Regions from separate parts of the Homo sapiens genome. Here region 1 is linked to region 2. Evidence: chromatin loops called from intact Hi-C (ENCODE). Cell type or tissue: OCI-LY7. All regions are shown on one strand. Links, peaks and the distances in the headings refer to the core of each region. The heading gives the core; the rest is flanking DNA.

What was found. A loop is a pair of places that touch in the nucleus more often than their neighbours do. Peaks named below come from ENCODE experiments on the same cell type or tissue, not always from the same donor. Only the 100,000 strongest peaks of a DNase experiment are listed, where the experiment ranks them.
Region 1: it touches region 2 in a loop (2.5-fold over the local background); 1 of 110 quality-filtered maps calls a loop at or near these places.

Annotation. Positions count from the first base shown.
Region 1 is chr18:57,424,666-57,427,581 of GRCh38, reverse strand. No RefSeq gene overlaps it. Among named protein-coding and RNA genes, the nearest start is that of ONECUT2, 9.2 kb to the left of the region's middle. RefSeq lists a silencer at 1,128-1,177. In OCI-LY7, for the core only: no CTCF peak of the experiment used is centred there; a DNase peak (open chromatin) is centred at 1,241; H3K27ac peaks cover 1,469 bases.
Region 2 is chr18:57,087,815-57,090,730 of GRCh38, reverse strand. No RefSeq gene overlaps it. Among named protein-coding and RNA genes, the nearest start is that of LINC-ROR, 17 kb to the right of the region's middle. In OCI-LY7, for the core only: no CTCF peak of the experiment used is centred there; a DNase peak (open chromatin) is centred at 1,650; H3K4me3 peaks cover 308 bases.

The DNA.
Region 1 (2,916 bases), core at 185-2,684, 340 kb before region 2:
CTGGTGCTCGGAGAACCCAGAGGGCAGTAGGGGTCCAACGCCCCTCTCCCTGCCCTAGGACCCAGTCAGGAATGTCTGTTTTGAGAAGGAGGAGAATCTGGGTGTCCTCAGAACGATTTGGCACAGTTGTGCGGAGAATACCTGCTAGAGAAGCCACTATAGTTAGAGCTTCACAGCCGACACAGAAATGAGAAAGTATTTGATGTATTCAGACAGCCTGACAAAAGCCTTTTTAAATTATTATGATCTATATCAGAAAAACACTGGAAGCCGCATCATAGTCTTTTGGTATACGCATTTTATATCCTCTTCCTGGGTGGTTTTAAAGCCAAATGACTTTTCATTACAATTTGAAATTATTTTTAATACTATAGTTTAAAGAAATGATACATTATGCAGAAAACATATAGACTGTGTTGTCCAAAAACATTAAAGATTTAAGCGCTTCATCTTCAGTGTTTCATATTTTTCTCTCTCTGAAACGACTCAAGTATTTACTATCTTTTTTTATTGGTGAAATGTGTTCTTCAGACTTTATCCTGGAAAGAGTTGAGCACTGACTCCTTGGAGATCAGATATAGAGAGTAAAAAAGGAACCTCGCCACTACATCTCCTGCTACATAGTCCATGGGGCTGAGGATAGGTCACTGCACACAAAATGGCTGTTCCTCTCTCCCTTACTGAGATGGACTAATGGATTTTGTAACTGTTTTCCAACTATCAGACTGAGGAAACCTGGTTTGGGGGCTTCGTGTTGACAGAGACCAAATAGGATGCCCTGTGTCAAATTCTTTACCTTATCAACATAATTTGATAACAAGGTAGTGGAATTATTAAGGGAATTCTGAAACATCAAGTTTTGAAATACCATTTGTAATTATAAAATTTCCCATTTAATTCTTGGAGAACGGTGTGGGTTATGGTTGACTTCAATTTCTAGTAAAGTGAGATGGGGTGGGTGAAGATATTTTTAAGAATTCACAACCCTCCCCCCCTTGGTTAGAGCCATATGATTAAAGCAAATATTCTTTGTGTTTTGAAGGGACATAGTTTTTGCCTTTGTAGATGTTGCTCCTTCAGCGTCTGAACCACTTCTACCTCCACTGTACCTGGTGAATGCCAGCTCCTATCTGAAGTTTCAGTGCTCATTTCTAGACCTCTACACTGAACCGTTTCTACCCCACTGCACCTGGTAGAGTGGTGGGTGAACTTCCTATCTGAAGTTTCAGTGCTCTTTTCTAGAGCTCTTTGATGCTATTTCATCTGGCGAATGCCAGCTCATATTTGAAGTTTCAGTTATCACTTCTACATCTCTTCTGTGCAACTATTTGCATATCAAATTTCCTTAAAAAAGTTTTTTTTTTTTTTTTTTGAGACAGTGTCTCGCTCTGTTGCCCAGACTGGAGTGCAGTGGTACAATCTGGGCTCACTGCAACCTCCACCTCCCGTTCGTTAGCCTCCTGAGTAGCTGGGATTACAGGCACGTGCCACCATGCCTGGCTAATTTTTGTATTTTTAGTAGAGATGGGGTTTCACCATGTTGGCCAGACTGGTCTCCAACTCCTGACCTCAGGTGATCCACCCACCTCAGCCTCCCAAAGTGCTGGGATTACAGGCATGAGCCACCACACCCAGCCTCCTTCAAAAAGTTTTAAACTTTATTTCATGCCCTATACTTTCCAGCTTTTACTCCCCAGTTGGTATTCTAAATTTCATTTTTTAGGGCTTCCTTTTTACTTAAATGATACCATTCATAGTGGTACCTAATACCATGAGATTGCGTAGCATACTTTGGAAAAAATCACGTCTAAGCCTGGTTTAGATTTTTAAAATTTTCTTTAACTTGACTCTTGCATCAAGAAGGATTTGCCCTTGTTAAATATTATAACTTAACTGGAAGACAAATGAGACAGTGACCAGGTGCAGTAATTAGGATACGAGAGAGTGCTTGGAAATTGTGAAGTGTTCTACAAAAATTATGATAATAATTCATTAATTTTATTTTCATTTAAGACTTATTTGAGTGCCTACTATGTGCCTATTAGAATTTTTGGTTGCAAGCAACAGAAGCTGCCTTAGACAAAAAAGTAGGAAAGAACGTCTGAGGAAGAAACCAAATAATTCAGGAAGAATAAATGAGGAAGAAGTGATAGGAAGGCAGGAGAGTGAAGCAGGAACCAATTCCTAGTTCCAAGGGAGACTAGGAATAGGAACAAAGCCAAGATCATGCCCTGCAATAGACTGGTTTAGGAAGCCTCTGCTGACCCACTTGTCTCTGCTGCTGCTGCCGCAGCCAAGAGTAACGTCCACACTGTCCTATGTTTTCGTGTCACTTCTACAAGAGCCAATTAGGGTGTGACCTCTCCTAGAGCATATACTAGAGTCCTGGCCGCCAGGGACTGAGAAAGGAGCACTGCATTTCACCTGTACTGCACACTTTAGGGAGTCACCTCAAAATAGAGTGTTTGAATAGTGGTCAGTAAAAACAAAAACAAATAAATAAAAAGCACCCAAAAATATGTCACCACATAAGTGCTCGCAAGAGAACCATGAATAAGTTAGATGTGGTCCCTGTTCTCATGGACCTTACATTTTAGTGAGGTGATGATGATAACTCCATTTTCTGTATAAAGAGAAAAAACAGTCAGATCCCATCTCAAAGTAATGGACTAAGTTTCCACCTGTTTTTTGTTTGTTTGTTTGTTTGTTTTTTCTTGTTCTCTTTTGACGTGATTGGATGTTGGTCAGAGGAAGTTATAAATGACTGGTTTAGGAGGAATTAGGTCTACTCCATCACCCTCTTAAGGTCAAGGGTGCAGTGAAAACAAGTCCTGGATCAAGAGGCAGGGCCTGCATTCTGGTCCCAATCCTATTATTGTCTAGCTGTGTGACCGACAGCCTGCATTTCCTTCTGTA
Region 2 (2,916 bases), core at 96-2,595:
CCATACAGCTTCCACCTTCGTGGCTAGGAACACGTGTTCTTGGAACCCTCCACCTCCATGCAAGAAGTTTCACTGTGCTGAGACCACCATGCTGGAGAGGCCACATGTCAACGCTATGATCAACAACCCCAGCTAAGCCCATCTTTCAGCTGGCCAGAGGCCACCCTGTAAATGGATATGCCAGCCCTGGCTCTTTCAGCCCCGGCTCTTTCAGCCCCAGCTCCAGCCATTTGAATCAAGCCAGAAGAGCCATCCATACAGCTTCCTGTCCCACGGAGCCGGTGAGCATCATAAATGCTGTTGTTTTATGCTCTTAAGGTTGGGGGTGGCTGGTTATGCCATCAATAACCAGAATATTTGGGAGCAGCCTTACACATTTGGTAGGATTGGATGAGAAAACACGGAAACAAATTTAATTTGGGGCCTGACTGTATTGCAATTTTTTCAAAGATTGTCTTGACCCAGTTTGAGACCCGGTTAGAGGCAGGTCCATTCTTCTTCCTGAAACTGATTACGTCCACACCCCCAACCACCTCCCTGATGGGGCTCTCACACTCAGGGTCACTCTTCCTCTGTTCTGATCACCCCAGGGCCAGGTACCAGAAAACAAGGGACAGCCTCAACTCCCTACAGTCCACTGAAATTATTCAAACTAGTCAATCCTAAACTGGCTGCCCCCCCGTTTCCTTCCGGTAGAAACTACTTGCCCTCCACTTCCCGAGCAACCTTCGGTGCTAGGCTGTGTTCTCCCCAGGAAGCTGTGAGTAACAACACTGAAAACTCTTCCTGGTTCCCCCTTTCCATCTGCACTGGCCTCACCACACTCCACCCAAGGGAATGTGGTTTAAACAGTGACATCGAGTGTGTCATTCATCTGGGTCACCTTCTTCACCTTTGCCCCTTCCTTTCATGTCCTAATTTTTTATCATTAAGAAGCAGCACATTTCTGAAAAGGCAAACATAATCAACCTGGCTGCAAGACAGACTAGGAGAAGAGTGAAGGTGTGTTGGTTTGCGGACTTTGGGAAGCACAGTGATGGGGCAGGGGCAGGCAGGGAGACCACAAGCAGATGATCTGTGGGTCCCTAATGGACCAGTGGCCCTGTCCTGCATGCTGTGGTGAGGGATAAACCATCCATAAAACTGTTTCCTTGGCCAGGTGCAGTGGCTCACACCTGTAATCCCAGCACTTTGGGAGGCTGAGGTGGGTGGATCACTTGAGGTCAGGAGTTTGAGACCAGCCTGGCCAACATGGTGAAACCCCATCTCTACTAAAAATACAAAAATTAGCCAGGCATGGTGGTGCATGCCTGTAATCCCAGCTACTCGGGGGCCTGAGGAAGAAGAATCGCTTCAACTTGGGAGGCGGAGATTACAGTGAGCCAAGATCACGCCACTGCACTCCAACCTGGGCAACAGAGACAGACTCCATCTCAAAATGAACAAACAAACAAAAACTTTTCCTTGACATCGTGAGTGTTATCCAATGCTCTAGTCGTTTACCGTATGGACTAGCATCTTGCCTCTGTGCATACTCACAAAATTACATAACACATGCACCCGGTTCAGTAAACATCCTGTGATTAAAACCTGGAAGTCTGATATTGCAGAGCCACCTGCAGACATGCTTCTCAAACTCCAGTGCACTCTGAGTTCCCCAGGGATCTCACTGAAGTGCAGATTCAGAGTCAGCAGCTCTGGGGCGGATCTGATGAGATTCTGCACAGCACCCAAGCTCCCAGGTGATGCCAGGGCTGCTGGTCCAAGACCACACTTTGAAGAGTGAGGACTTGCCAACCTTCAAGACCCAGTGCATCAGAACCCAGGATCCTGGGAAGTCTTTTGGGTCTATTCCCCGTGAGCAGGGTGGTTCCAGCTCTGAGGAAAACTTTCCATCACCCCAGAGAGTCCTGTGGCCACTTGAACGTGAACGGGTCTGACCAGCTCCTTTTCTCCCTGTCCTCCACCCCAACAAAATAAGATGATGGAGACCTTGAGTGCTAGGCCCTGCTTCTTTTTTCTTTTCTTTTCTTTTTTTTTTGTTTTTTGTTTTTTGTTGTGTTTTGTTTTTTGTTTTTTGAGACAGAGTTTCACTCTGTCGCCCAGGCTGGAATGCAGTGGTGCAATCTCGACTCATTGCAACCTCTGCCTCCCGGATTCAAGAGATTCTCCTGCCTCACCCTCCTGAGTAGCTGGGACTAGAGGCACCTGCCACCATGCCTGGCTAATTTTTGTATTTTTCGTAGAGACGGGGTTTCACCAGGATGGTCTTTAGTAGAGTGGGGCTGGCCAGGCTGGTCTTGAACTCCTGACCCCAGGTGATCCCCCTGCTTCAGCCTCCCAAAGTGCTGGGATTACAGGTGTGAGCCACCACGTCCAGCCTAGGCCCTGTTTCTATGCGACCCTGCCACAGGGATATAGGGCCCCAACTTCTTCCCTTGTGCCCATCTAATGCTTCCTTTCCAGCCTGTCTCCTCAGCTTTCTCCCCCCGCGCCCCCAGCCCTGTGGTCTCCCTGACTGATTGGTTCACACACCCAGCCCCACCCTCACCACTAACACACCCAGTCCGGGAAGTGTGAATATTTCTAGACTGATGTCATTATCTCCCGAGAAGTTCATTCCCTGGAGGCTTCTACCTTCACCAGGGAAACGTTTAGTGAGGAGGCAGCTGAGGAAAGAAGGCATCTTTGCTTTTTAAAATCCAAGTAAAGAAAATGTTAGAAATGTATAAAGAATGCAAGTGAAGGACGAAGTGGCAAGGACTCCAAATCCCCCACAAAATGTCTGCATTTCTTTATTCCCTGAGACTCCTGGAAGTCATTTTCCATTTTTTACAGAGTTTAGAGCTAGTTATTATTATGCAAATCTGAGGTGTGCCAATTCGCCTCCACCCCACTGCCTGTGATGCTTGGTAG